4 separate regions of the Homo sapiens genome follow, and all the other regions are linked to region 1. The links are chromatin loops, found by intact Hi-C in ENCODE. Cell type or tissue: dorsolateral prefrontal cortex. All regions are shown on one strand. Each heading gives the region's core, and the rest is flanking DNA. Links, peaks and the distances in the headings are about the cores only.

Evidence for each region. Peaks named below come from ENCODE experiments on the same cell type or tissue, not always from the same donor. Only the 100,000 strongest peaks of a DNase experiment are listed, where the experiment ranks them.
Region 2: it touches region 1 in a loop (5-fold over the local background); 14 of 110 quality-filtered maps call a loop at or near these places.
Region 3: a loop joins it to region 1, with 2.4 times the contacts of the local background. A loop is called at or near these places in 3 of 110 quality-filtered maps.
Region 4: it touches region 1 in a loop (2.9-fold over the local background); 9 of 110 quality-filtered maps call a loop at or near these places.

Annotation. Positions count from the first base shown.
Region 1 is chr3:149,762,440-149,770,258 of GRCh38, reverse strand. It overlaps ANKUB1 (ankyrin repeat and ubiquitin domain containing 1), which reads left to right. Exons shown (of 6, transcript NM_001144960.3): 5 at 2,164-3,102. Among named protein-coding and RNA genes, the nearest start is that of COMMD2, 14 kb to the right of the region's middle. In dorsolateral prefrontal cortex, for the core only: CTCF peaks have their summits at 2,186, 2,385, 4,108 and 4,309 (motif pointing left); a DNase peak (open chromatin) is centred at 2,338; H3K4me3 peaks cover 509 bases; H3K27ac peaks cover 2,474 bases.
Region 2 is chr3:150,180,826-150,188,644 of GRCh38, reverse strand. No RefSeq gene overlaps it. Among named protein-coding and RNA genes, the nearest start is that of LINC01213, 54 kb to the left of the region's middle. In dorsolateral prefrontal cortex, for the core only: CTCF peaks have their summits at 4,094 and 4,297; a DNase peak (open chromatin) is centred at 4,344; H3K4me3 peaks cover 963 bases; H3K27ac peaks cover 1,179 bases.
Region 3 is chr3:149,876,038-149,883,856 of GRCh38, reverse strand. All of the region lies in intron 4 of RNF13 (ring finger protein 13), which reads right to left. Among named protein-coding and RNA genes, the nearest start is that of RNF13, 67 kb to the right of the region's middle. In dorsolateral prefrontal cortex, for the core only: CTCF peaks have their summits at 3,581 and 3,794 (motif pointing left); a DNase peak (open chromatin) is centred at 3,766; H3K27ac peaks cover 392 bases.
Region 4 is chr3:150,217,879-150,225,697 of GRCh38, reverse strand. No RefSeq gene overlaps it. Among named protein-coding and RNA genes, the nearest start is that of LINC01213, 17 kb to the left of the region's middle. In dorsolateral prefrontal cortex, for the core only: a CTCF peak has its summit at 4,267 (motif pointing right); a DNase peak (open chromatin) is centred at 4,247; H3K4me3 peaks cover 870 bases.

The DNA.
Region 1 (7,819 bases), core at 1,950-6,949:
CCATATAACTTTTGACTTCCCCAAAACTTAGCTACTAATAGCCTACCATTGACCAGAAGCCTTACTGATAACACAGTCAATTAACACGTTGTGTATATGTATTATATACCATATTCTTACAATAAAGTAAGCTACAGAAAAGAAAATATTAAGAAAATCATAAGGAAAAGAAAATATATTTCCTAGTCATTAAGTGGATGTGGATCATTATAAAGGTCTTCAATCTTCAGGTTGAATAAGGCTGAGGGGGAGAAAGAGGAGAAGGGGTTTGTCTTGCTGTCTCAGGTGTGGCAGAGGTGGAAGAAAATCCCCAAACTGAACCCTGACAGTTCAAACTCATGTTGTTCAAAGGTCATTAAATGGTGATTAAATGGGTGACTTCGATTTGGTTTAGATATGAGACTTTCAGCAACATTTTTAAAGACTATCAGAATAAATACAGACAGTCCACAACTTATGATGGTTCAACTTAGATTTTTCAACTTACAATGGTGTAAAAGTGATATTAATTCAGTAGAAACCAAACTTCCAGTGCCCATAAAACAATTCTTTTTCATTTTCAGTACAGCATTCAATAAATTATAGGATATATTCAACAGTACATTATAATATAGGCTTTGTGTTAGATGATTTTGCCCAACTGTATGCTAATTAAGGTAGGCTAGACTAAGATTTGATGTTCAGTAGATTAGGTGTATTAAATGCATTTTAGACTTATGATACTTTCAGCGTATGATGGTTTTTATCAAGACGTAACTCTATAATAAGTCAAAGGACGTCTGTATCTTGCCAATTTCACATTCAGTTATTCTTTAAGAAAACACTTGTTAATTGGCTGAAAACATTGGCCACGTCTTCCTAAGCTCACATGTAATTTTTCAAACTGCATTTATTACCAGCATTCACACTTTTGCTATACATAAAGTGTAACGGGTATAGCTGGGGCAGGAGGAGGGTTGGTTCAGAGAGGCAGGCGGTCATTTTAATGTGTTAATACAGCCATCAGCTTCTCAAATACATAAATTGCACTAATCTGTAGGTTTAATAGTACTTTAGAAAAGTGCCCCCTCATGGGTGATTTAATCATGTTTTGCAGAAGCCAACACACCAGGAGGTCTGAGGCTCTGTGAAGTGATGGATTAGAAGAGCAGATTTTACAATTTTATAAAATATTCTAATATTTTATACTAATTTCTATTGTGGGGTAGTGATATTTCTTTTTCCATGTTCTGCATCCAAAGAAATAGCTGTGTTGCTTTGTTACTTTTAATAGTGTATATTTATTTAATACTTTACGGCAGACACTGTGTTATATTTATTACCTCATTTTATGCTTGTAACAATTTGATGAGGCGGACACTTTTTAATCTTATTTTACACATGAGGAAACTAAGATCAGAAAACCTGCCCCATGTTGGCTGGGCACAGTGGTTCACACCTGTAATCCCATTACTTTGGGAGGCCAAGGTGGGCAGATCACTTGAGGTCAGGAGTTCGACACCAGCGTGGCCAACGTAGCGAAATTCCTGTTTCTACAAAAAATACAAAAATTAGCCAGGTGTGGTGGCTCGCACCTGTAATCCCAACTACTGAGGAGGCTGAGGCAGGATAATTGCTTCAACTCGGGAGGTGGAGGTTGCAGTGAGCCAAGATTGCATCACTGCACTCCAGCCTGAGCAACAGAGCAAGACTCTGTCTGGGGAGGGGGGATGGAGGAAGAAAACCTGCCCCATGTCACACAAATAGCAAGGGCAGAACTGGGTATTGAATTGTAACAATTTAACTCTAGTGTTCATGTGCTTGACCATCTATACTTGACTTCATCTTTAAATAAAATCTAATAGCTCAGAGAATGTACATGATCAGACTTAAAAGCTCCTTGTATTTCCCCATGCATGATATTTTTCGAGGATTTAATTTTTATAAGAAAGATGACCACTTCAAGGAAACTATTTACACGTGCATAGTAGGATAATGTGTATAAGCAGGACTTGTGCAGTTTAACCTGTATGTCACTATATGCCTTTTCTAAAAATATTTTAAGGTAAAAGTTAAGAAGAAATAAACATTCAACTAGAATATTTCATGAGCATTTAGTGTAACTACATTTGTCTGTTTGCTGATTTTCTAAACACCCCCTCCCCACTTGTTTCACTCATTTAGGTATCAGAAAAGGGTAGCCCTGTACATTGCTGCTTTTTGTGGGTACATTGAACTCACTGAATGGGCCCTGAAGCAGGGTGCGCGGCCCCACGAGGCAGTCGGTGTTCACCCCTATCGAGCATGGTGCCATGAAGCCCTTCATGCAGATGTCTCTAAATGCCCCATTCATGCAGCCGCAGAAGCAGGCCAACTGTTGATTCTGAAGGCCTTTGTCAACTACAGTGTGCTGTGCCTGGAATGCAAAAATGCAGCAGGACAAACTCCCCTGACCATTGTGTTCAAACACAAGCATAAAGACTGTGTATTATATTTGCTCAGTAAAATGTGGTCCACAGTTTCTTTTCCAAAAATTTCAGTCCCAATGAGGATTTATATTAAAATAAAACAATGGATCCTCAGAGCTCAGAGTCACAGTCTTCATAAAAGCCAGTTTTGTGGAGCAAGGGTCTTTGGGGCAAAAGTTGGAGACACTGTGATGGTGGATGGTTTCACCAAACCAAAAATGACCTCCAAGAGCTGGCATAAGGCTGGGAACAGCGACTCACAAAGCATCGTGCTCAAGCTACCATCTCTCAGCAAACAAACTGCAAGCAGCAAACCTGTCAATCCTTTGGCAATTTCACAGCCGGACACAAGAAAACAAGCCCTCAAATTTCATCCACTGGTGAATGCAAGTTCATTCTCTGAATTACAAAAACATCAACAACAAAATCAGAAAAAAATTACTGCCACAGCTAGGAAAAAAGAAAAGCTCATAAAAAACACATATCTTCCCCAAGTCCCCCTCCCTCCAGTTTCAAGAGTGGGATATTCACATCCATCGTTTTTCTATGCAACACCCAGTGCTGACTTTTTACTGAAGTCCTCCTTCTCATCTTTCTTAGAGCACAGTGGGAAGACTCCATGGGAGAACGCAATCTACTGCTTAGCTGTGGCAAGGTAATGTTCTCCCCTTAAACATACAAACAGCAAAGCTTTTATAAGGCAGGTCCAGGATAAGGAATGGTCCATAATGCCCTACTATGCCACTGAAAGTAATACAAGTTGTTCCAGTGCATCAATACCCAGCTTCAAGGACCTCATCTTAGCCTCATCACTAGGACAAAATGAATTAATATTATTGGCCAATCCAATCTGTGCAGTACTTTACTCCTCAAACTTTCAGGAGGGAAAGAAACACAGTAGAAAGAATTGTATCAATTCTCAAGGTCCCTTGCTGCTGCTGCTGCTGCTGCTGCTGCTGCTGCTGCTGCTGCTGCTGCTGCTGCTGCTGCTGCTTTTCTTTTTTCTTTTTGTTTGAGACAGGGTCTCGTTCTGTTGCTCAGGCTGGAGTGCAGTGGTGCTATCACAGCTCATTGCATTCTTGAATTCCTAGGCTCAAGCAATTCTCCCATCTCAGCCTTCCAAGTAGCTGGGACTACAGGCACATGCCACTATATCTGATTGATTTTTTTTTTCTGTAGAGATGAGGACTCACCATGTTGCCCAGGTTGGTCTCAAACTCCTGGGCTCAAGCGATCCTCCCACCTTGGCCTCCCAAAGTGCTGGGATTACAGGCATGAACCACTGTGCCTAGCCTGCTAATGCTTCTTCTTTTTCCTCCTCTTCCACTTCTTTGTCTTCCTCTTCTTCTTCTAAAGCTAATAAAACATTAATTGTAATTAGAGGGGAAAGAGAGAAAACTGAAATATGGGAGGGAGACATAAAAAGTGTCATAGAAAACTAAATGGTAATGAAAATGGGAAGAAAGAAAGGAACACATTAATGACAAATTGAATGATTAAAGACTTGAATTGACTGACTAGGCAAGATACACATATGGGGTGAGATCTGTATTGGACAGGGTGCTAGAATTGACATTAATATTTACAGTGAGTTAAAAGGTAATCCTTAGCACATCTAAAGAGATAAGAAAGTGTATCGGAATTAGATGTTTAAGGTACACAACTCTCTGATTAGAGCTCAGATCCCATCCATTACTTATGAGGTATTATTTGATGCAAATTTTACAGTTAGAAATATAGATTTACAAGCGACTTTTCCCTTTACTCAATATAATGAGAAGTAAAGAAAAAACAAGGCTAGATTGTTCTACTTGCTTTTCTGTACTGGTCTTTAGCTCAGCTCAACTTTATTTCAGTTAGGTTGTTGCCACCTTGTGGTGAGAGTAATTTGGGCTGTAAAACTCAAAATTCAATATCCAACAGAGTGAGGTTGACAATAGAGGAAGACACTTAATAGCTTAATAGTCTCAATCTTTGTAATTTGTGAGATATCTCTGACTAGAATGTATAAAAAGAGATCACCAAAAATTCTAGAAATATACTAGGAAAATTATTAATTGAAAAAACTACATAGTCCCTCTTAAAATAAGGCTGTAAACAAGAAAGGAAATATTGATTTGTTTTATCAACAGATACATGCTAAAAATGAGTTTATTTTTCAAACATTCAGTAAGTGTTTACTATAGCCCAGTGCTGTGCCCAGCAGAATGGAAATGTGCATGAAAAAGCATCTGTTTTTAAGGTGTGTGTGTGTGTGTGTGTGCATGTGTGTGTGTGTGGTTTTAGATAAGAAAAGCTGACAGTGTCTGTTGTTGTATACAGTGCTTTCTTGGGGAGGAAATGAGTTATGAAATATATAGTAAAATCCATAAGGACCACTAATCTCACATATATGGCTTGTTGAATTTTTATGTTTTCATACAAGCACTACTCAGATCAGATGCAAACTATTTCCAGCACCCCCCAAAATTTCCTTCATGCCCCTTGCCAGTCATGATCCTTCCCGGATGTAACTATTATTCTCATCTCTATCACCGAAGATTACTTTAGCCTGTTCTTGAACTTCATATAAAGGGCACATATGGCATATACCTTTGATATTTTGCTTTTTTTGTTCAACACATTGCCTATAAGATTCATCAGTGTTTTTGCATGTATTGATTGTTCTTATTTCTATGTAGCATTCCATTTGTATGCAGTATTCCATATCCTAATTTATTTATCTATTTTCCTACTGATGGACATTTAAATTGTTTCTAATTTAGGGGCTACTTTGAATAAAAATGCATGATTGTTCTTGCATATGAGTTTTGGTGGACATCTGCGTTCACTTCTCTTGACTCTATACCAAGGAATAGAATTGCCGGGTCATAGGATAAATTTATGTTTAGCTTTAGTAAACATTTCAAAACACTTTTTAAAAGAGACTACCAGTGTGCTTTTTTTTTTGTAGCTACATTTCATAAGGATTGGAATTATTAATGAGTGGCAATTTCAAGGTCAAGAAAGAAATTTCTAGAGAAAACATTTTGTTAAAGTGTTATTCTGTGAAGGAAAGAGAGAGAGGAAAGAAGGAAAGAAAATAAGGAAGGAAGGAAAGAGAGAAAGAGAGGAAGAAAGAAGGAAGGAAGGAAAGAAAAAGAAAGAAAGAAGGAAGGAAAGAAAGAAAGAGAGAGGAAGGGAGGAAGGGAGGAGAGGAGGGAGGGAGGGAGGAAGGAAGGGAGGGAGGGAGGGAGGGAGGGAAGGAAGGAAGGGAAAGGAAGGAAGGGATTAATGCAGAAGGGAGACCCATAGGGGGAGTGGTGGTCAGTCTGACCGCACATTTACTCTGGCAGTGTTACTCCTAGCAAATCCTCTTTCCATTTCTCTTTTCTCAATATTTTTCTCTTTCCTGTATTCACACCCTCCACTTCCCATCCATTTCTGCCCCCTTTCCACTGAATCTTTCCCAGGATCTGTTCCACCTTCCTTTGTTGGTGGGCTGTGGAAGGGAAGGAGAGATCTACAATCTCATGACCCTGCAGTCTTCTTGATCGAGTTCAAGTTCCCCATAGAAGTCACAAAAGCACTTACATCTACCTGAAGTAGACAGTCAAGGCAGGCAGTCAGGTGGTCTGAGCACCCCTCTAAATGACCAGTGCAGCTCTTGTACCACAAAGACACAAACATGAGGAATGGATGGACGCTATCTTGATGGCTACATGCACCATCACCAAGCTAGTGTCATAGCCAGGAAATGGGGAAGAACCTAATGTAATCCTTCATGATGCTGACCCAGGGATCAGGTGGGTAAAGTGACCATCAGATGTTCCTGTTTTACAGAAAGGGGAGTCTCCCAAAGCAGACAAGTCATCTGGCATCATGTGAAAGTACTTGTTGGACCACATGTCATTCAGGAACTCCTACCTTTAGATTCATAAAACTAAACCTCTCAGGGTTGACTCCAAGATGGCATTATGCAGTTAACACAGATCAAGCGCTAATGTGGGTTTGGGTTGGTGAGTAAATGTGGCTGGTGTAGACAGTCACTGAGGCCAGAAGGTCACATAGAGTCTCATTCCTCAGCCTAGACGTCAGTAGGCTTTACACAGGTCAAAGAATATCTGTAAGGTGTGTCTAGAAAATAGCTTTCCTTATTGCTCATTGTCCAATTCCAGAGAGGTTTATGTGACCTGGGAGTCCAGTTAAGTAAAGATTCAAATGTAAGGGATTGATCCAGAAGGCTGAGAGTTTGAGTGGACTGAGAATAGATGATAATCTCAAATGTTATGAGCTTTGCTGGGCTCTTGTACTCTGGATACAAGTACAGCTCTTTGTTTTTATTCTTTATTTAAAAAGGCATATCTTGTATGTTTTAATCACCTTTTGTATCTCCAGCACATAGAATAGTGCTTGCCATAGAGTAAGTGCTCAATACGCATCTTTTTCTTAAGGTAAACAGTTTTTGAATGAATGCAGAAAAGCCAGGTTTCAAATGCCAGGGAGAGAATCAGGATAGGCTCTGAGCCTAGGAAGAGCAAGGATATGCATCAGAACAGGAGAGGACTTCAAACTAAGTCTGGTGGGATACAGGGAAAGGCTGAAAGTGCCTGAATGATTTCTTTAAGACTTAACACCTAATTTTATGGGCTGCATGGATGGGTTAACTCAGTTTAGAGGGCACAGAAAGACACAGCCATTGAGGTAAAGCAAGAAGTTAATCTAGAACAAAGAAGTTGAATCAGGCAGACATAGACCTGGTTCAAATGTTGGAAACACTATGGTACTTTTATACAGGGTTACTCCTAATAGATTGAGTGAAAGCCTTTTAGAAATACCAGACTTTGCCAGACAACATGGGCAGAGGTGAGGTAAAGGATCCAGGCAGAGCTAGTAACATGGTCAAAGGCACTTTTGTGAAAGAGCAAGCAAGAAATTGAATTTTCAGGAAGGTACGTGGATTTGCAAAAGTCATCCTAGGCAATAAGGAAGAACTGGCTGGAGATAAGACTGGCAAAGTAGACTGCATCTACACTAAGAAGCATCTTGTGTGACCAAGTGAAGAGTTTGCTTCTTATTCCCCCTTCCATGGGGTAGGAGGTAGGTGGGAAGCTCATAGAAGTTCTTTTTCATGAAGTAAGTTCCATAATCAGTTTTTGTTTGTTTTTGAAGACAAATCTGATAGAGATGTATGGAAGACTCGTTGGAAAGATGTGGAAAGACTATAGTAAAGGTAGGAAGCTGCAAAAAGAGAAATAAGAGAAAATAAAGACCTGGACTAGAACAACAGTAGTTAGGGAAAAGAGAAAAGGCCAAATACAAGAGATATTTCTGGGGAATAATCCACAAAATTTGGTCACTGACTGGGTGTGGAAATAGAGAAAGAAGGAATT
Region 2 (7,819 bases), core at 1,599-6,598, 420 kb before region 1:
TAAAAATGTCTGCTCTGCAAAAGAAAGACACTGTCAAGAGATGAGAAGACAAGCCACAGACTGGAAGAGAACATTTGCTAAAGACTAATCTGAGAAAAAGTTGTTATCCAAAATACATGAATAACTCTTAAATTCAACAATAAGAAAACAAACAGCCTGAATAAAAATGGGCAAAAGACTTGAACAGACATTTCACCAAAGGTATACAGATGCCAAACTAGCATATTAGAAGATGCTCAACATCATAAGTCACAGAGAATACAAATTAAAACAATGAGATACCACCACATGCAGTTAGAATGGCCTAAATCCAAAACACTGACAACACCAAATGCTGGTGAGAATGTGGAGCAACAGGAATTTTCATTTATTGCTGGTGGTAATTCAGAATGGTACAGCCACATTGGAAGACAATTTGGCAGCTTCTTACAAAACTAAACATACTCTTACCATATGATCCAGCAATTGCATTCCTTGGTATTTACCCAAAGGAGTTGAAACCTTATGCCTACACAAAAACCTGCACACAAATGTTTATAGCAGCTTTATTCATAATTGCTAAAACTTGGAAGCAACCAAGATGTCTCTCAGTAAGTTAATGGATAAACTGTGGTACATCCAGATGATGGAATATTATTCAGCGCTAAACAGAAATGACTTAAACCATAAAAAGACATGAAGGAATCTTAAATGCATATTGTTAAGTTAAAGAAGCTGATCTGTATGATTCCAACTGTAGAACATTCTGGAAAAGGCAAAATTATGTCAACAGTAAAAGGATCAATGGTTGCCAGGGATTACAGGGGAAGGAGTGGTGAATAGGTGGAGCACAGAGGTTTTTAAGTAAGTGAAAATACTCTGTATGATACTATAACAGTGGATACATGTCATTATACAATTGTCAAAACCCTTAGAATATACAATACCAAGAGTGAACCCTAATGTATGGATTTTGGGTTGTAATGATATATCAATGTAGGCTCATCAATTATAAAAAATAGCATTCTGGTGGGGGATGTTGATAGTTGGGAAGGTTGGGGGCAGGGAGTAGGGGTATGTAGGACATCTCTGCACCTTCCACTCAATTTTGCTATGAATGTAAAATTGCTCTAAAAGTATTCTATTAAAAATATTTACAGAAGCATAAAATATAAAATACCTAGAAATAAATCTGACAAAAGATGTCCAAGACCCCTATGTGAAAATCATGAAGCATTATTGAGAGAAATTAAAGACTTATATAAATAGAAAGACATGCGATATTCATATATTGTATACTTAATATTATAAAGATGATAATTTTTCTCCTGTAGTCTACAGATTTAATGCAAACCTGTGATTCTAAATTTTATATGAAAATACAAAGGTTTAAGGATGGCCAAGATACTCTTGAAAAACAAATGAGAGGACTTGCTCTCCAGGATATGAAGATGTATTGGTTCTAGTAATTAGGACAGTTTGATATGTTTTTATTTTATTATAAATTGATAGTTTCTAATTGTATGTATTTATGGGGCACCAAGTGATGTTTTGATTTATAAATACAATGTGGAAAAAAATAAAAATAAAGCTAATTAACATATCCATCACCTCAAATACTTTAAACTTTTTGTGGTGAGAACTTTTGAAATTTACTTTTAGCAATTTAAAAATGTACTATTTTTATACTATTATAAATAGTATTAATAATAGTATTAATTATGTATACTATTATTAATTCTATTCACCATGCTGTGCAATTGATATTTTAAAAACCTTACTCCTCTCATCTAACTGAGGTTTTGTTTCCTTTGACCATCATCTCCCCATTTGCCCCACCCCCCCATCCACCATTCTACTCTCTGCTTCTATGAATTTGATTGTTTAGATTCCACAATTTTCTTCTTCTTAAAGGCTGAGTAGTAGTCTATTATTTATATATACCGCATTTTCTATATTCATTCACCTGTTGATGGACACTTAGGTTGCCTCCATAACTTGTGCTACATAATAGTGCTACAATAAATGGGAGTCTAGACATCTCTTTGACAAATCTTTTGGGTAAATACCTATAGGTGACATTGCTGGGTCATACAGTAATTCCATTTTTAGTTTTTTGAGAAACCTCCATACAGTTATCAATAATGGCTGTACTAATTTACATTCCCACTAATAGTGTACAAATGTTCCCTTTTCTCCACATCCTTGCCAACTTACCCTTTGTCTTTTTTATAATAGCCATGCTGACGGGTGTGAGATCTGAGGTTTTAATTTGTATTTCTCTAATGATTTAGTAATGTTGAACATTTTTTCATGTATCTGTTAGCTATTTGTATGTTTTCTTTTGAGAGTTATGTATATAAGTTGTTTCCCAATTTTTTAACTGTTTTTTTCTTGCTGTGGAGTTGTCCAAGTTTCTTAAATATTTTGGATATTAACCTTTTATCAGATGTATGGCTTGCAAATATTTTCTCTCAATCTGTAGGTTATTTCCTTTGCTGTGCAGAGCTTTTTAGTTTGATGCAATCCCATTTGTCTATTTTTGCTATTGCTGCCTATGCTTTTGGGGTTAAATGAAAAACTCATTGACCAGATTAATGTCATGTAGGTTTTCCCCTATGTTTTCTTCTAGGAGTTTTACAGTTTCTGGTCTTACTTTTAAGTCTTTAATCCATTTGAGGTGACTTTTTGTATATGGTGTGAGATAAGGGTCCGATTTCATTCTTCTGCATGTGGATATTCAGTTTTCTAAACACCATTTATTGAAGAGACTAGGCTTTCTCCATTGTGAATTCTTGGCACCTTTGCCAAAAATCAATTGACCGTAGATGTGAGAGATAATTTCTGGGCTCTCTATTCTGCTCCATTAGTCTATGTGTCTAGTTTTTTGCCAGTACCATGCTGTTTTAGTTATTGTAGCTTTTTAGTATGGTTTGAAATCAGATAGTGTAGTGCCTCCAGCTTTGTTCTTTTTGCTCATAATTGCCTCTGCTATTCAGGTTTTTGTGGTTCCATATGAAGTTTAGTATTTTTTTCTATTTCTATGAAAAATGACACTGGAATCTTGATAGGGATTGCATTGAATCTGTAGGTTACTTGGACAGTTTTATATTCAGGCAAGGTAGAACAATGGAACAGAGTAGATCATTCTCAAACTCACACACAAATGAACACGATTGATGACAAGGGTGGTACTGTAGAACAGTGGGAAGAGGAGTGTCTTTCCAACAAATAAACCTGGGACAATTGGAAACCCAAATAGGAAAAATAAAACTTGACCACTACCTTCTGTCTAATAAAATGTCAATTCCAGGAGACTAGGCCTAAATGCAAAATGCAAAACAATAAAGATTTGAGAGGTAATATAGGACAATGTCTTCCCTCAGGGTAGGGAAATATTTTTTAAATAAGATACAAAACAAAAATCATAAGAGTTATAAATTGAGTTTCATAAAAATTAAGAACCTCTGTTCCTAAAGAGACACCAATTAAACAAATGAAAAACAAGCCTTGACTGAAGGACTATATCTCAACATATGTAACTAATAAAGGCCTCTTAACCAGAATATATAAAGAATAAGTACAAATAACTAAGAAAAAGGCAGACCTTGGGAAATTGGCCAACAGACTTGAATAAATAATTCTCAAAAGAGGATATCTACATAGACAAGAAACATATGGGAAGTGCTTGACTTCACTAGTAACTAAGAAAATGCCAACTAAAACACCATGAAGTATCCTGACCCCACCCATCAGAATGACAAAAATGAAACTGGCTGACAATACTAACTTTTGCAGATGATAAGGAGCAAAGGGAACCCTCATAGTCTTGATGAGAGTGTAAACTGTTATATTTCCCTTGGAAAGCAGTTAGTCATTGTTTACTGAAGTTGAAGGTATGTGAACCCTATGACCCATCAATTACAAATACTTGCACAAATGTCCCCAAAGTCATAATATACAGGATCCCATTTATGGGCCTCCCCAGATTGCTCTGGACGTTGTCAAGTCCCCAGATCATGATTTTATAACAACAAAGAAGCCTGCGCTCCTGTCCTAGGAGGAAACATTTCATGTGTAGTTACTGATAAGCAAGACCTTAAGATAATTTAGTCTTCTTTCCGTTCCTGGGTTCATTCCCAGACAAAGGTGATGTCAGGCTTGTACTGTGCGCTAAATTCCCACAGCCCAGCGGCTCTGGCTTTTTCGGTAAAATTTTTAGGCGGAAGATAAGGTGCGTTTTTCATTTGGTACTCGCCCTTCAGAAAGGAGCTAACTGTTCAGGATGCCGCTGGTCTTGTTTCGTAACAACGCTAGATGGAGCTCCTTCTTTTCGTTCCTTCTTGACTCTCGCCAGCAGCGTGGGCCCCGCAGTTTCTCACAACCCTGAGCGGGTGCCCTTGCACTTCCCGCAGGACAAGGACGTCGCCGTCCACCACCCAGGAATTAATTCGCGATGTCTTTACTCTGGGGGAGGGTGCAGTGCTCCTTTCCCTCAGGACAGCTAAGAGGCTTAAGGGGTGTTCTAGTCAGCTTCATTCTTCTGCTTCTAGGCAAGCGTGAGATCAAATGATTTCGAACCTACAGTTCACTGCCTTTTCCTTAGAGACGGGAGGGAAGCGGAATCCATGAACTCCCACTTCAGCGACAACCTTGATTATAACCTTCTGAGTAGCAACTATCTCCCCCTAGCATACAAAGAAGGACTCAATACATTTTTTATTGTTTACTGAAAAAATAACATTACATCATCGTAGGGAAAAGGAAGAGAATTAGCAGGAGAAATGAGTAAATGATTGGTCTGTAATCCACATGTACTGGGGTCACTCTGCTCCTGACCAACCTACACCTCCACCCCCACAAAGCTGATAGTAAATTCCTAATGAGAATAGTCTCGGCTTCAGTGTTGCCTCTGCAAGGCAACCATTCATTCTCAAGCAGAGCCTCCATTCATCACCATATCCTCTGCTTTATTTTTCTCATGTATTTATCTGTTCAGTTATTTATTGTCTGTCACTCCATTAGATTGTGAGTTCCCATGGACTTTGTCTATCTAGTTCCAGGCATGGTCCTCATGCTCTGGAATAGTCCTAGGCACATATTGGGTGCTCAATGTTTGTGGAGTGAATGGTCCTGTGATTCCAAGCTCCATCTGGATCCATTTTGTTTATGGGTCTTCTCCTGCCTGTATATGCTGTCTGCATTCCACAGTTTGTCAACTTGTCTGTGGAACTGTAGCCCTTCCTTAGGTGCCCCTGAAAAACCTCCCATAGAAGGTGTCTTTGATGTGAAAACCTCCACTGAAAATTTGGGTAGACAGCGGGAGCTACATAGAGGTGACCAGACAGTCTAACGCTCAACATTCATGTTTCCTGGATTTAACAGTCTCGTCTCCATCCCCATCACTGAGACCATCCATAATGCCCCATCCCGTGGACCCCTCTGGCATCTCAGAGTCTTGCTGTCACCTCTCTCTTTTCATCTCTTTTCCTTTTTTCAACTCTTTTCATACTTTTATGCTGAATAACTCAATTCAACTCTTCCTAGATCCTTCTCTGAGCCCAGGTTTGCCCATCTAAAACCCATCAATGTACTAGCCAAACTACAGAGCAGTCTCCCTTAGAAAACCTAAAGTTCAGAGATAGAACAGTGTTTTCTTATAATAGCGCCCCCTTTTCTTTACAACTAAGATGTTCACCAGTTTATCTGATTCTGTTACTTTACCTTTCTGTCCCCCAAAATAGTTAGAATAAATACCCAGTGTCCTTCCTATCCTCCAACATTTTTAGCTAGAATAAAAGTGATTTAAAAGATGACAGATGGAGACCTTGAGGTAGATAAATAAACCACTAAAAGTATGGAGCCTAAGGCTAAGTGTAGAAGTGGCGAGAGACAGGGAAACTTTCTTTAACCTTGCCTTGATGATTGCCTAAGACGTAGGTGGGGTGTCTGTATTTATTAGCCTAAGATCTGTATTCATAGGTGGGAGGAGTTGAAAAGAGTCATCATTTAGATTCTTGAATTTCCTTTGCTCCCCATAAGCCTCCTCTGGCCTTTCACATGTGTTAAGTAAAACTAGCTGCTGAAACAGATACACCTATAATCTCAGAGATTTAATAAGGTTTATTTTCTATTCACATCAGAGTCCAAGACACATTGTATGGCCTTCCATGTGAACGTTCAGAGGCCCAGGCCCCTTCCACCTTGTGGTTCCTCTTCCTCTTCGTCCTCTCAGTAGCGGGCAGTTAGGGAAAGAGACTGGGAAATACATCTGCTTCTTACCCACTTGGCCATTTACAAAGCTCTTCTGCTCACATTTTATTGGGCGAACCAATTAATTGGCCCATATATGCGTAAAGGTTGATGAGGTTGGGAAATGTAGCCGCTGACTGGCTAGGAAGAACATGGGTTTTTGCAGTCAAATAGCTATGTTTGTCACACCCCTGAAAGCAAATTTTCATCTGGAGATTAGTCTCACGTCGTCGGACTTCTTACCTTTTTCTAGCATCATTTTTTATTGTTTTAAGCATGAGGCCTCTCTCCATCCCGTATAAGCCGCCCAAATGTTTCCCTTTCTCTCAGACTTGCACCCCACTTAACACCTTTCCTATCCCTGAAAAAGTTCATTTATTTGTAGGGGGGCGCATCTATACATTGACCTGTTTCTTGACTCTAGTCTTTCTGTCCTTGGCCAAGACTCTGTCTCTCTGTTTCTGACGCCTCTTCATGAATGCACTGTCGCAGTCTCAGGAGTCCTCAGGGCTCAAAAGAATCCTGATTCCCCCTGCTCAGCCAGGGGCTACATTTCCCAGCCTACCCTATCCATATACCCACTTATGGCTAGTTGGGCGATGTGACTGATTCTTACCAACGGAATGTGAGCAGAAGAGTTCTGTAAAAACCCACAGGGTTATGAAGCAGATGTGGATGGACACGGTGGCTCGCGCCTGTAATCCCAGCACTTTGGAAGGCCGAGGCGGGCGGATCATCTGAGGCCAGGAGTTTGAGACCAGCCTGGCCAACATGGCGAAACCCCGTCTCTACAAAAAATACAAAAAGTAGCCGGGCATGGTGGCGCATGCCTGTAGTCCCAGCTACTCGGGAGGCTGAGGCGGAAGAATCGCTTGAACCCAGGAGGCGGAAGAATCGCTTGAACCCAGGAGGCGGAAGAATCGCTTGAACCCAGGAGGCGGAAGAATCGCTTGAACCCAGGAGGCGGAAGAATCGCTTGAACCCAGGAGGCGGAAGAATCGCTTGAACCCAGGAGGCGGAAGAATCGCTTGAACCCAGGAGGCGGAAGAATCGCTTGAACCCAGGAGGCGGAAGAATCGCTTGAACCCAGGAGGCGGAAGAATCGCTTGAACCCAGGAGGCGGAAGAATCGCTTGAACCCGGGAGGCGGAAGAATCGCTTGAACCCGGGAGGCGGAAGAATCACTTAAACCCAGGGGGCGGAGGTTGTAGTGAGCTGAGATCGCGCCACTGCCGTCCAGCCTGGGCGACAGAGGGAGACTCGGTCTCAAAAAAAAAAAAAAAAAAAAAAAAGAAGCGGATGTACCGTCTCCTTAGTCACTTTCCCCATCTTCCAGCCACTGTGAGGAAGAAACCGCTAGGTGGAAGGGACAGGGGTCTGAATGGTCACATGGGCCATACAACCAGCCGTGGCCTGCTGCCCCACTTTTACGAGGGCGGCTTCACAGAATGGTATCGGATATAAGAAAGTTAGCCTCTGACACCATCTTATCTCCTTTCTGACTTCTGCTCTCTCATCTGGCCACTGTCCCCTGTTTTTCTAGATTAACCACTAAAAGCTTAAGGTATGAGCCTTTCAAAATTGTTTCT
Region 3 (7,819 bases), core at 1,407-6,406, 110 kb before region 1:
GGGAGAGAGAGCATCAGAAGAATAGCTAATGGATGCTGGGCTTAATTCTTGGGTGATGGGTTGATCCGTGCAGCAAACCACCATGGCACACGTTTACCTATGTACCAAACCTGCACATCCTGTACATGTACCCCAGAACTTAAAAAATGAAAGTTGAAAAAAAAAAAGGTAGACACGCCAAGAAGCAAGAAAATGTGACCCATAACCATGAGAAAAACCATTCAACAGAAACAGACCCAGAAATTACATGGATACGGAATTATGAATAGCAGACAAGGATTTTAAAACAGCTATAAATTATAATTTATTATTATAAGAATACATTTACATGTAATATAAAGACATAAAATTATAAATTACGTTCAAGGATTTGAAGGAGAATATAAACATAAGGCTCAGAGAAATGGATGATACATACACACACACATACACACACATTTTAAAGATCCAAGTGAAACTCCTAGATAAAAGAGATACAATATGAAAAGTTCACTAGGTGGGCTTAAAAGATTATAGACATTGTAGAATAAAGGATCAGTAAATGTGAAGACAAAGGAATAGAAATTATTAAACTGAAACACAGAAATGCACAAAGTAGGAAAAAAAGAATCAAGAGCTGTTGTAGATTAAAGGAGACATGACAACTAAGCTGAATATGTTTAGTCTGGGATTCATGATTGGATCCTGAAATGGTTAAAAAGAAAACAACTATAAGAGATATTTTGGACACAATTAGGAAATTTAAACATGTAGTTTATATTATTAGATAATATTTATCAATATTAAATTTCTTAAGTGTGGTAACTACATGTAGGAGAATGCTGCTGTTGTACAGAGAGAGAATGTATAAGACATAAAATATGGGGCTTATTTTAAAACTGTTTAAGAAAAAACACTTGGTAGTTACTAACAATGGATTAACTTCAGAAGTATACCTGTATTTTCATCTTTGTTGTAACATGAACCACAAGCTTTTGTCTTGAGGGCATTATTTTTTAAATATCCAGCTGAGTACTGTGACAACCTGATACATTTTAATCAGGCCAGCTTCACATACTTAACTTTAAATAGATTAATTTTCAACTACCATGGCTCATTAAAAACATGATATAAATATGGACTAATTTCATCATGGTCTCAAATTGAAAATAAAAACAAAATCATCCTGCACTTAGTAAAGGTAAGTGCATAGCACAATACTAGTAAGCAAAATTTGTGAAAATTCATGTTTCAGAGTATTACTTTAAAAATTAACAAAAGATCTGTTTTCATGCTTCTTGGTATAAACATTAATTACTAGAAAACTAAGCCTGTTTTCACCTTGAAAAACAGAGATCTGACAAAATAACATTTAGAGCATTTTAAGTACCAGGCTTTAATGTTCCTTAAGAACAATCTTTTTTGTTTATGTATATCTCAAGCCTAGAAAAATATCTCTCATATAAATAGTTGTTTAAAGTAAACTGCAACTAAGGTAACTGATTATCCAGCCCTATCCAGCAATATATAAGTCAAAAAAATAAAATTTCCTCGTATCTGTTGGTTAGTTCCTTCCTACCCCCTCCCCCACCCACCCTCCACGAAAGCACACAGGAAATTTTACTTTAGTCATTTTGGATAAAAATTTTTGTGATATGTTGCATTTTCCCCACCTTTTCACCAAATGTGACTTGACCTTTTCCAGTTACTCGAGATCATCATGAACATGCTTCAACAGACTATAGTTTTTCTCCTTAATGTTAAGTGTCATATGTTACTTCCTCTCTCTGTGCTTACCACTGGTACTCTACTAATAGTTATTCTGGACTTCCTCCATCTGTATATCCTTCTCTGTGGCAGAGAAAAAAAAAGAACTAAACCCGATAAGAATTCTATTCTTTAAAAAAAATTAAGTGCATAAGAATTCTGAGAAAAACTGCCAGGAAAAGTACATGGTTTTAACGCTGAAGCTTAGCAACATTCATAATGGTGGTACAAAGGCATGTTTCCTTCTCTTCTCTGAGGCTATGTTCTGGGAAAGTTGACCTTTTGCTAAGTGGCATATTACCACTGTACATGTTAAGCTTAGAGGTAAGCTGAATTTATTTATTTCATTAGAAAACATTTTTGGTAGGGCTAGTAAAATCTTGTGTTATACAAAAAGCCATACTTATTTGTTTCAAGTACAGTATACCAAAAAACAGAAGCCAAAACGCTTGGAACTTAAATTATTAAAGATCTTATGTTGGCCGGGTGCAGTAGCTCACACCTGTAATCCCAACACTTTGGAAGGCCGAGGTGGGTGGATCACTTGAGGTCAGGGGTTCGAGGCCAGCCTGGACAACGTGGTGAAACCCCATCTCTACTAAAAATATGAAAATTAGCCAGGCCTGGTGGTGGGTGCCTGTAATATCAGCTACTCAGGAGGCTAGGGCAGGAGAATCATTTGAACCTGGAAGGTGGAGGTTGCAGTGAGCTGCGAGCAAGCCACTGTATTCCAGCCTGGGCAACAGAGCAAGACTCTATCTCAAAAAAAAACAAAGATCTTTTGTTATTTTTTCCAATGGCATCATTTTAAAGTCAATCTATGGCATATGGACAAGCAATTTTAAATACTGGGAGACACAATTTACTACTAAAATTACAAATAAAAAGCAATTTTTGAACTTAGAAGTGCTTAGGCAAAAAGCATACTTCTTAGTGTCCCTGCCAGTTTTCACTGCTACACAGAAAAGATTGGCCTAAATCTGCATTTTTCAAACTATAGGTCATGATCCATTACCAGGCAGTAAAGTCATTTAGTGAACCCAAGTGAATTTTATTTTTTAATAAAAAGAAATTTCATATACCAAGTTATTATCGTATAGGTAGTGTAGGTAAGTACTATTCCATGAAATTTTATTGTCAGACTGTGTGCTGTATACAAACTAGGGAACAAGTAAAAATAAACTTCTTACTGTGGGTGGGTTGCAGTCAAAAAAGTTTGAAACTCACTCATATAGATAGTTTTTAATATTCCATAGGTTGTTGGCAATCAGAAAAAAGATTGATGCCTTTCAACATGATTGTTCCATGTTGCAACAATCATGTTCTGCAACATCCCATCAAAAAATCAAAGTCATTAGCTTATAGGTCTTTGAATGTGGCTATTTCCAGTATTATGAAGCTTAATACTGTAGCTGGAACATGATTAGTACTAAAGATAATAAAATGAATAACATAAAATTAAAATTAATTTAAAAGTTAAATTACATTCGTCTTTTTTTCCCAGTGACATTAAGAAAATCTGAATAACCTTTATGTGTAGTTATGCTTGCTATAAGTTAAAACTTGTAAGTTATGCTTAAGTTAAAACTGCTTTAAAAAAATCTTTACTTTGTAATGAACCACACCAGTTAAAATAAACTATACTAGTTAAAAGCTGCCTAAATATTTGTCAGAATTGCAATTTAAATCTAAAAAAGCTATTCATAAATATTCTCTAGTTACCTATGTATATTAAAGTAGATATTTAAAATAAAGGATCTGATCTAAGTTCATATTTTTTAGACACTGATAGGATTCATATTCCAATCAAATCTTAATGATTTCTCATCCTAACATAGCAGAGGCCCCATTTCAGCCCACCCACCACTGAAAATAAAGGCTTTAGAATAACTTTCTGTGCAACAAGAGGATAACTTTCTGTACTTAAAATCAGCTTACTAGGAATTTCACAAGTAACACAGGAACTTCCATTGCACTTGAAAAGTAACTGTGATGGAGCAATTACAGTAAGAATTTTGATGTTCAGCGCCACCCAGCGACAGATCTCTGAGTATACTCCTCCATTACTGCCTGTTAATTGTTTCTGGTATTGTAGGCACTGTACTAAAAGCTCAGTACACAGAACTGCATAAAACATAAGCTCTACTCCCAAGAATCTGAAATTAGAAAAGACATATCCATGGGTTTTTTAGGTTAGGATCAGGCTAGAGGTAATGAAAACAGTATAATGTAGCAAAAAGAAAGAATTAGAAAATACACAGTATTGCTAGAATTTGTTCTGGCCTTACAAAGAGACTTTCCCTTTGCAAGCTATTATAAACACAAGATAAAAAATGAGTAACTTTAATGAGCAGTCACTTTATGGTATACTTAACATCACTTTATTTAAAACATTTGAAATCAATGTAAAATTAGTGCAAATATAGAGCTTTCTCATTATGAAGATCAGCTCATTTAATATAATCTGTAGATGGAATAAAATCTTGAAGATAAAGAATTACCAGGCCAGATGCAATGGTTCACATCTGTAATCTCAGCACTTTGGAAGGCCAAGGTAAAAGGATCACTTGAGCCCAGGAGTTTGAGACCAGTCTGAGCAACATAACAAGACCCCCTCTCAACAAAACAAAACAAATTAGCCAGGCATGGTGGAGTGTGCATATAGTCCTAGCTACTTGGGAGGCTGAGGTGGAAGGATCGCCTGAGCCCCAGGAGGTCAAGGCTGCAGTGAGCCATGTTCATGCCACTGCACTCCAGCCCAGGCAACAGTATAAGACCCTGTCTCAAAAAAAAAAAAAAAAAATTACCTGATAACAAGGTCTTTAATGAAGTCTGATTAAAGTGATACATTAGAAAGTAACAGGTCTCTCTTAAACTAAGTATTGAGTACACAGAAATTCATTTTACTATTATTTAAATTGCACATATACACATTATAGATACTTTTACTGTGTCTTCCATCTTTCAAAACACAAAAAGGTGAAAAGTCAAAACGAAAAAGAAAATAGCATAATACAGATACTGGATGGTTCTGGAGCCTGGCCTCTTCAAACTTCTAGTTATAAATTGGGTTTTTGCAGTTCTAGAAATGTGACACAACTAGACCTTCACTTTAATGTCTACCTTCTAAAGATTCCCTAAAGAAAACACACTCTAACTCTGCTTCTAAACCTTTCCAAGTGCAAAATGGAAAAGTTCTCTGGAGAACTGATTTTCTCTTCCTTCAGCATAGCCACAAAGGAACAGTAAATTAACCATCAGCCTGGACACAAAATACCCTTTCTCCCCACCCAGATGTCTAATAGAGGAGAAAAAGTACTTATTCTATAAGGGAAGAAAATGAAATAAATTAATGAGAGACATAGAGAATAGAGATAATTCTCAAAACCTAGCTATGATCATCTTTTTGAGTCCAAAGAAATAAGAAGAAATTAAGAAGTAGAATCTCTTTCTCAAGTGATCAAAACAATGCAGATGAGAATGGAGCAATAGATCTGAGGATTCAGATTGTGAATGTAAATCATTAATTTTATCTATTGGATAAAAATTCCTGGGAACTTTGCAGTATCGAATAATCAATTATTGAAATAAGATCCAGAATTATAGCAAGCAATCCTGCCAATATTACATTCCATTTCAACATTGTTCTTTCCTGCACATTATTTTAGGACTACTGCAGGCCATGTTGAGAAGAGCTACTCCTCAGAAGAGAGTATCAGGCTCTTATGACATTTTAACTCTCATTAATATTATAGTTCAGTGATAAAAACTATCTTTCTCTCTTTCTTTCGATCCCATCTTTCCTCCTTACCTAGACATCGTTCATTTATAGTATATCTGAGTAATCTGAATATCTTGATTTTAATACATTTTATTGCTTGAGTCCAAAATAAAGCAGTAAGTCTCTTGAAAAGTATATGGTCTAGCATTCTGATGTCTGTGATTAAAGGATACCTATGTAAAAATTCTGAAGCAAAAGAATGTTTGGGGAATAGATACATAAATAAAGTTACTGGCATTACACTGCTTCATTAGATTAGAATAAAGCACATGTAAATTAATATTTTTCAGCTTTTTTCTTTCATGAAAGATTACCTTCCTGGTAAAAGAAGGGAATTTTGCTTTGTTATTTTAATATTGAATAAATTTGTGTATAAAGAAACCTAATCATGAAAATGCAAGTATATTTACCAATTAAAGGGTGGAAGAAATGAATGAACAAATGAATGAATGAATTAGCAGCACAAAGCTGTTTGATTGAACTATATATGGATAGAACTGTTTCCATCCATCGAATATCCTTGAATATGCTCCTTTAGTGGAATCTTTTAAACATGATTCTGAAGTAGATTAATAACAAATGTTATACATCACTTTATAGAAATATATACATTATGAAAAATTAAATGATATTAAATGACTTTCAGGTAATTTGCAGAGTTTAATTTCTACTTAAGGTCGTATCTACTTGCTTACTACTACTGAAATAGTAGTGCAGAGTATGTTCTGGGGACAAGTAATGTGTTTGACTGAAGGCCTGAAAGGGGATAATGTAATGAAAGGTAAGTCTAGAAAGGAAAACTAGAGGGCTACTTTCTGAGATAACAAAAAAATCACCAAAAAAAAAAAAAAAAAAAAGACAGAAAGAAAAAGAGTTATTATGATATGATCAAATAATCCCAAAAATGTTTATGGTAATTTAAAAAAATTCTATAAACATTGAGAACTAGAGAAAAATATCTGTGGGATAAATAAATATCTAGGCTTAGAAATAATGCCAAAAGCATTAAGTGAAATGAACATGAAGCAAATGGAAAGTTCCAGTGATACTGTTTAGGCTCTAATCTATTCACATTTTATTATAAGCCCTTAAGGTTTTTAAAGTAAATCACTTTGCAAATATTTATTATTCATCTACCAATGCCATATAATGCATTAGGCACTAGCACTACAGAATCTAAAACATGATATTTTTCTCTCACAGAGAGAAACAGAGACTGATGTGGGATTAAATAGTATATAAAAGATACGGGCCGGGTGTGGTGGCTCACGCCTGTAATCCCTGCACTTTGAGAGGCCGAGGCGGGTGGATCACCTGAGGCCAGGAGTTCAAGACTAGCCTGGCCAACATGATGAAATACCATCTCTACTAAAAACACAAAAAATTAGTGGGGCGTGGTGGCACGCACCTGTAATCCCAGCTACTCAGGAGGCTGAGGCAAGAGAATTGCTTGAACCCGGGAGGCAGAGGTTGCAGTGAGCCAAGACCGTGCTACTGCACTCCAGCCTGGGCAACAAGAGCAAAACTCCATCTCAAAAAAAAAAAAAAAAAAAAAAAAGATATGATGACTTCTACCTTGAAGAAAATCAGGGAAGGTTTCAGACAGGACACAGTTTATCTCAGATTTAAAATAAAGTCAGATTGGCCAGACAGACAAGTAGAAGGAGGACATGCCAGATGGAGGACATGACAGAAACTAAGACAGAGTGGGAGAGACTGCTCAGCACATATGGGGACTTGTAAATTCTTACGAGGTGGGAGGAGTGGCAAAGTAGAGATGAGACTTGAGAGAGAGGCAGAAGTCAGGTAAAGTATCCCAGTTAAGTTTTGTATCTGTATCCCAGTTAAGTTTTATAAAAGCCACATTACAGCAGAAAATAGCTCTGAAGAGACCCAACATATTCCTTATCATCTACAATCCAAATGTACCTCCATTCATGCCCACAAAAAAGGGGGTGTGGGAAGGGAGAATAATATCTAAGTCCTTTCAGTCTTGGTAACTGGCCTAGATGGCTTTGCAGCTGCATTTTTCAAAAATACTCATTCACACATAAGATAGAATAAGATTCAGCACACACTGCTGAATAAAGTGCATATGTTGCACCATTTCTGTTTACCAGCCTTTGCTAAAGTCCAGCTAAAATACAGTAAATTGGCTACTCAAAGAAATTGGTGACTTACCATTATACCCAAGTAATGAAAGCATCTGGTACTGAAATGACAATGGACAGATTTTTTTATAACTTGTCTTTATTCAGTTATATACACAGAAAATTGTATAGCTCTGAAAGT
Region 4 (7,819 bases), core at 1,797-6,796, 460 kb before region 1:
TCATTCATTTAAAATAGAAATGCTCTCTGCTGTAGAATCTTTAGACCTAAAAAAATAGAGGCTCTTTGGGGATCTATGGATAGTTCTGGAGCAGGGGCTTCTCATCTTTTAAGTGCATATGAATTTCCTGGGATCTTGTTAAAATGCAGGTTCTGATTCATACCCTGGGATGAGCCCGAGATTCTGCATTTCTGACCAACTCCCAAGTGAGTTCTGCTGGTCGTTTAACAGATCCATCCTCTTTCTACACTCGGGACTAAAGGCGCTTTTTCCTACTTCAGGTGCAATGACTTCATGTTGGGGACTTGAAATTGGCCAGTGCTATATGTGAAAATCAGGGCTTTTTTCTCCCCCTACTTTTTTTTTTTTCCTCTTTCTTTTTGGAGAGCTGGTTTACCAGCATACTTTTGGAGTGGGAGAATGACCACTGTGTGGTCCATGGACCCACGAGGCCCATTTTGAGACTGATGTGGGCCGTTTATCACAAGGTTCTGTATGTTCCACTCTAACAGGGGGCCATGGTGGTGCTTGGGTCAACTGTCATTCGTGTCCACTCAGATCCTATGTCTAATAGTCCTTGAAAGATCTAGGGGTTCTCCTTTCTCCGGTGTAGAATTACTCAGGTAAATGGCTAAAGGAGTCTCTGGGGAGGATTGGGGGAAGAGCTACCACAGATATTTGGTGTGGTTTGTTGCAGCATCCTTCCTCAAAGGGACCTGACCTCCCCTTCAATCAATGAGTCCTGGATCTTAGAGCTGACTCACATGCAGAAACTGGGTGAGGGATTGTGATTTTTATTATAGCAGCTGACACCAGCCTTCTGCCCACTTGCTCTTGATCTTTTCAGTGACATAAGTCAAGCCAGGCCCTCACTGGCTGCCCGTGATCTCACCTGCAGACACACCATGGTCTATCAGCCACCCCGAGGGGTCCCCGCAGGTCAAGGCTCAGGGTTGTCTTTCTGCTGTGCTTCTCATTACGACAATTACTTCCACCTTGCCTCTGATGGTTCAGTGCCTCCACCTGGACTTTGGTATTCCAGCGTGGTATCATTCCCATTGACTATGAAGCCCAATTCTAAGGCAGCATCTCCTGCAAAAGAACCACTGCAGAAGTTCTCAGGGACACTGATGCCTCCCTAACTAGTGGACGCCTCATTACTGTAGTAAAGGGAGAATTCTCTTTGCTTTTTACCAGGATATTAATCCTCAGTCACTAAGCTCTTCCTTATCCAGCCTTATTTTCTGTCCCTGCCAACCCTGACTCAACACTGTCAAGATCCATTCCCATTCATGTTCTCCCAGTCCCTGCCAGTATTTATTACCCAGGTCCTGTGGCTTTCCTCCCTTGCAGGGATGCTGCTTCGCTGCCTGAACCTTACTGAGACTTGACCATAATTGATCTACAGCAAAGGGGAGAGGCAGGAGCAGATCTTCAGGACAGCAAACATTGTCTGGGAAGGTACCTGACTCAGGGGAGGTCTTTGTCTAATCATCTCCTCTAGCAATTAAGAGGGGCTAACTTCTGCCAGTCCAGTGGTTCCTGGGAATCTGGGGGTTCATGTTCTCAGGAACATCACCCCAGGCTCCCCATCTTGGGTATCAGGGCCCTATATCTTTCTTATCAGGGACCTCACTTCCCATAGGAGATACACCAGGGCTGTGAATTCAACTTCCTTTGTTACTAGAACACTCTGAAAAAGAGGGCCTGAACCTGTTTTTTTTTCCTGATCTGCCTTCCAGCTGCAGGAGATGAAGGTTTTTAAAATGCTTCCCTGGAAGCCTTCTGGCATCCACACTATGTTCTAAGTTGATGGTTGGCTGATCTGAACCTGTCATTTTCTTCTTTCGCGGTTCCAATTACAGCTAAAGACAACTAACCATCTCTACAGACTTTTGCTACCATATTGCTCAAGTGCCAGAGCTATTGCATAAGCTGATGTGTCTCCTTCCAGAGGACTCCATCTTAGTTCACTGCATATGAGGATCTTACAGAACTCAACCGCAAAATGAGTATGATGAGAATCTTACAGAATCTTTCAAAACTCCACTCAACACCAGCTATGGGGTCTTGTGACCATTGGGCTGATAAATGATCCAATTCCACAATCCCATCCCGAGGGTCTGCTTCCCAGGAGCACTTCTAGCCCCAGCTGTCTGAGACTGGGTTATCATCTCCAATTAGATCACAATGCAAGGATTTGAATGCAAGTAGTTTATTTGCAAGGGGACCCAGGAAGCATTAGTAGAGACAGAGAAGGTAGGAAGCCAATAAACAGCATGTTTTCAGGCAAGTGGGGCACCCGGGCTTAGACCCACTGGGGAACTGGGCAGCCTTCCTCAGAGTCAATCACTGCCCTGAGGGATGAGGAAGTTGGTGTATTTATCCAGCTGCACCTCATCTGTCATTGCTTAAGGGCTGCTCATGGGGGCATTAATTTGCTGGAAGCCCAAAACAGCCCTCAGCAGAGAAAAATTATGTGTTCACGTAAGGAACCATTGGTATTCAGAGGTGAGTGCCAAGGAGATATGGACCTGGCATTGTCAGCCTCCACTATGATCTTGTACCATACAAGATACAAGGATAATCTTGTATCATCCTTAGAGTGAGCTAAGGATCATCTTCCCTGAACCCCCTCCCCCCTCCGAGTGGTAGTAGCTGTGAAAAAAAAAAAAACAACCAGAGCACACCCAGCCCAAATGGGGACAGCGCTTGGAAAATCTCTTAGGGAAAGAGAGACAGGGTAGAGGCCGTGCGATCTTGGTGCTGGAGCTGTTAGGCAAGCGCAATGTTCAGGAAGCAGGGTTTCAGCTGGAGAGCTAGGAGACTCTCCTGCCCAGGAGGAGTGGCCTATGGAGGGCTTAATCCGCAAACTACCTTCTGTGGATTAACACTGTGCTCTCCAGGTAACAACGCCTTATCCCAGTTAAGAAGACTCCTCACCGAGTGACTCTTTGGGTGAGAACTGCAGTCACATGCTGTAAGAGAGTCATTTTGAGGTATGTTTTTTTTTGGTAGGATCCCTCAAATTATATTGAAAATACAGCATCAGTTTGCATTTGCATGTGATTTTCAGAGCACTTTCACATGTATCAGACTAGCTGACCCTCCTAACAGCCCAGTGAAGACAGATGAGGGTGAGTATTTTTGTCTTCATTTTACAGATGAGAAAATTGGACTCAGGAAGGTGAAGTGTCCTGCTCAAAGGTCACCATACTGGGTGGCGGTGGAGGAATTCACTCTCAGAGCTTCTGATACTCTGTCATTCAGCGCTGCTTCCTAGGCCAGCATTTCTAAACGCTCTCCTTCCATTCATTATAAAAGGAGCACCTTAGTAGCAGGAGCATATCTGGTTCATTCTGGCATCGCCAGTGCTGGCGTATTCTGGATGCTTCATGTCTGTTTGTTAAGCAAATGAATTTTTAAATCCCCCCAGAGGACTTGGGAAGCCGTGAGGCAGCCGCTATCAACTCTTCTTTCTTGTTTTTCTTCCCAAGTACACTTGCACACAACACACACCAACACAGATGCACACACACACACACTACACACACACACACACTGTCTCACACATTCTCTCTCTCACACACACTCACACACATAGTCACTCTGCCCATCTCTCTGTCACACACACATTCCCCATCTCTTTCTCTCTCTCACACACACGCTCTCCCCATCTCTCTGTGTCTGTCTTACACACACTGTCCCCATCTCTTTCTCACACACACATACACACACACGCACTCTCCCCATCTGTCTCTCACACACACGCACTCTCCCCATCTCTCTCTCTCTCACACACACACACACTCCTATCTCTCTCACACACAATCTCCCATCTCTCTCGGACACACAGGCACTCTCCCCATCTCTCTCTCTCACACACATACACAGACACTCCCATCTCACACACACACACACACACACACACACACACACACACACACTTTCTCCGTCCCTCTCGCCCCCGCTCCCTGGACCCTGAAGGCTGCACTCTTGATGCTTCTTGAAAATCCTCACGCAAGGGAACACCTGAGAAACCTAAGGAACGACAGGGGTCAGAGGAGCCCTAACATGTATGAGGAGACCCGAAATGCTCCCTGGGGCCGGCTTCTGAGTTAGAGGGAGAATCTTTACTGACTGCTGGCAGCGTTGGGATTGTCCCTCTCGCTGTCCCCGGATTTGTTCTCCCCAGGCCGGGGCCCGCTGGAAGAGACTGCCGTTCAGCGGGTGTGCAGTGACCGCAGAGAGCCACAAGAGGGAGCCAGTGCCGCGGGGAGCCGCCGGCCGCCGAGACCCCGGGGCTCAACTGAACCCACAAAAGAAATCTGGGCTGAGAGCCCGAGTGCACAACCAGGAGGCTTCGGGAGCAGGACAGACAGAGAGCATGAGGAAAACCAGAAATATGGAGTAAAACAGAGGGGAGACCAAATTTTAATTAACTTTAATATTAAAAAATAAATGGGTGGAGGACTTTCCTCGTTTACACTGCTCCGATTTGGGGGGGAACAAGCATATGTTTTTTTCATAATTAAGAATGAATAAACATATATTTTAAACAAACTGGAAAAAACAAACAAGGAGCGAGCAAAGAAGTAGGAAAATCTTGACGTTTCCCTGGAGTTCTGGGAAGAGGCAGCGCATTCCCAGCCTTGCCTTTGCGGTGGGGCCCTGCCCCCATTGTTCCTTCTTTACTGTTTCTCCTAAGAATTTTGCAGGCCTGCTGAGGGTTGAGCACACTACCTTTAGCTTGAAATGGAATAGAAGTGAATTAATAGCAGGGAATGTCGATGTTTTGTGATGACTCTTGGCTGACACCATTAAGATACCATTTTTACTCCCTTATGAAGATAATCCCTTAAGTGACTGATGCCATTAATGAACCATAAGCTTCATTGTTAGAACTTCATGAGAAACAATAGTAAAACTGATTTAGTTGCCTCTTGGAAGCCTCTATTGAGAGAACTTGTTTTGTGTATCTGAGGAGGCACAGCTATAAAGCAATGAGAATGTTTTTAATTAAGCATCTTAGTTCTCATAAATCTAATTGACACTTTTCCTACAAACCACGGGGACCAACAGGACTCTTATAAGCAAACCCAAAGCATTTGGCTGAGGAAATTTGCCCCCAGAGTCCATTTAGGAAAAAAAATAATAATAATAATAAATCAATTTATGTCATGCCTCTTCGGGATTCCAAATGTTATTAGCTATATTAAAATGTGTTTTATTCATTTGAATTTAGCTGTGAGTGATGCAAAGCTCTTCTAGAAATTAATCCACCCTCAGAAGATGAAGACTCCCCACCTCCATTGGAGGCTGTGGTGCCAGGAGAAGCAGTGAGGGACAAACGGCAAATGGCCTTGGCGTTAGGGGCTGGAGCTGTCCTTTTGGTGGGAGAAGAGGTTGAACGCCCCAGCTGCCTGTTGGATGCCCTCTTAGCTACCCTGGGCCCAGGCAGCTGATGTGGTTAGAGATGCCTGGGGCAGCCTGGGGAAGTGAAACTTTTATACCTTCCCATTCCTTCCCAACATTTTGCATATCATAATTACATAGAAAAGGCCACTATTTGTGTAAAAAGCTAGAACTGAAAGATATTTGGAGGCATCTGTAGGGGAGTTGGAGAAAATTTTCATTATATTTTCCTATATAATGGTGACTATTGAATTTGTATGAAACTTCCAAAGAAAATCTTCTAACACTTTTAATGAGAAGCTTGAGTTTGCTTCCATGGACATAATTTGTATGTCACCATCACTGACTTTGTATCAGAAGGGGATATGAATTTTAAGACAAGTTTTACAACTGTAAAACTGTAACGATTTGTAACAATTCCTCAAGACCCTTAAATGATAAGTTCTTCAAAGTTTTGATAGTCACCATCACTGACTTTGTATCGGAAGGGGATACGAATTTTAAGACCAGTTTTACAACCATTCAAAAAGTTACATTTGAAATTGTAACAAAAGAGAATTCAACTTTTCTTCTTGTTTCATTGACAAAGGGAATGTTGACATTTCCTGTGATAAGGGAACGGATTTTGAATCCAATGGAATATTTTCAGGTTAAGCATTTCAAAATAAGGGACTCTAATTTGCAGAAAGAGCATGTACCATCAGAGTGCTTGCCTTGCAGCAAATAGCCAGAAGTATCCCAGGAATACAAGACAGAGATTAGGAAGCCTGGACGTTTTCTGTCCCCTCATTCTTTGTTGGTCACACCTTGGGTCCCTGGTGCCAGACTCCTCTGGCAACTGCCTAGATCCCTGATCTAGACAGGCAGTACTGTACTCTACAGCTATGAAGCTGCTCAGGTTGAGGGTTGGGGGACACCTCCTTCACTGCCTTTAACTCACCAGTATGCAACAACCAACTCCAGCATGTAATGCCCCAGGCTTTCGAATTTGGAAATCAGGGTATTGGGGGTACACTAGTAATCTATTGGAACACCCCATGTGTACTGCTGCATACAGTCTATAGCTGGGAAACTCTCTTCTAGTTTAGGCCCAAGGAGTCTTCTCCACTCACACACACTCAACTAGCTCCTCAGGGAGTAGAGCAGAAGGTGATCTGAAGCCACAGCTCCATAGGTATCAGATGCCCTCCACTGACTTTGTACCTGGGGCCACACTCTCTCGGAGCTCACTGGGGTTAGCCGCAGCTACAGAAAGTGGATGTCTTAGGCCAGGTGTGGTGGCTTATGCCTGTAACCCCAGCTCTTTGGCAGGCTGAGGCAGGGGGATCACTTGAGGTCAGGAGTTTGAGAGCAGCCTGGCCAACATGGTGAAACCCTGTCTCTTCTTCAAATACAAAAATCAGCTGGATTTAGTGGTGTGTGCCTGTAATCCCAGCTACTCGGGAGGCTGAGGCAGGAGAATCGCTTGAACCCAGTGGGTGGAAGGCTGCAGTGAGCCGAGATCATGCCACTGCACTCCAGCCTGGGCAACAGAGTGAGACTCCATCAAAAAAAAAAAAAAAAAAAAAAGGAAAAGAGAGAGAGAAAGAGAAAGAAAGAAAGGAAGGAAGGAAGGAAGAAACAGAAAGAAAGAAAGAGAAAGAAAGAAAGAAAAAAGAAAGATGTCTTAGCGTTCCTGTTTTACAGTATCTGTTGCTATTGAATTGTTGCCAACGCCCTCTTTGCTACTTACACTGGAATATCTAAGAGTCGTTCTAGTTGTGGTTGGAACAATAGTGTTACTAGAATAAATGTACTCTCAGCCAAGGTGACCACTTTGAAAGGAATGACACTCATGTGGATTTTAAAGCTCTCACATTGAAATAACCTGCATCTTTCCATCCTTATGTGTTCCTCTATATTTGCAGGTGGAGAATTCTGCAGAATTTCAGAAGCACTGGCTTAGTGTGTTGGTGAGTCAGCATGAAATTCGTTTTGTGAGTGGGCTGCTTCCATGTTCAATCAGCTGTAGCTTCATACCTCTCATTTGTTTATAAACCCCTACTGTGTAAATATTACCCCAGAATTTAGCATCTCAAAATTAGCAGATATTTACCATCTCATAGTTTCTATGGGTCAGGAATCAAGTGTGACCCAGCTGGGTGTCTCTGGCTTAAGAACTCTCAAGAGATTGCAGTCAAGCTGTGGTCAGTGGGGCTGCTGTCTCATCTGAAGACTTGATTGGGGGAGGACTGTCTTCTAGGCTCACTCCTGTGGCTGTTGGTAGGATTTAGTTCCTTGTGGGCTGTTGGACTGGGGACCTCAGGCCCTGGCTGGCTTTGGCCGGAGCCTTCCCTTAGTCTCTTCCCACAGGAGTCTTTCCATAGGGCAGCTTATCACATGGCAGCTGGCTTCCCTCAGAGTG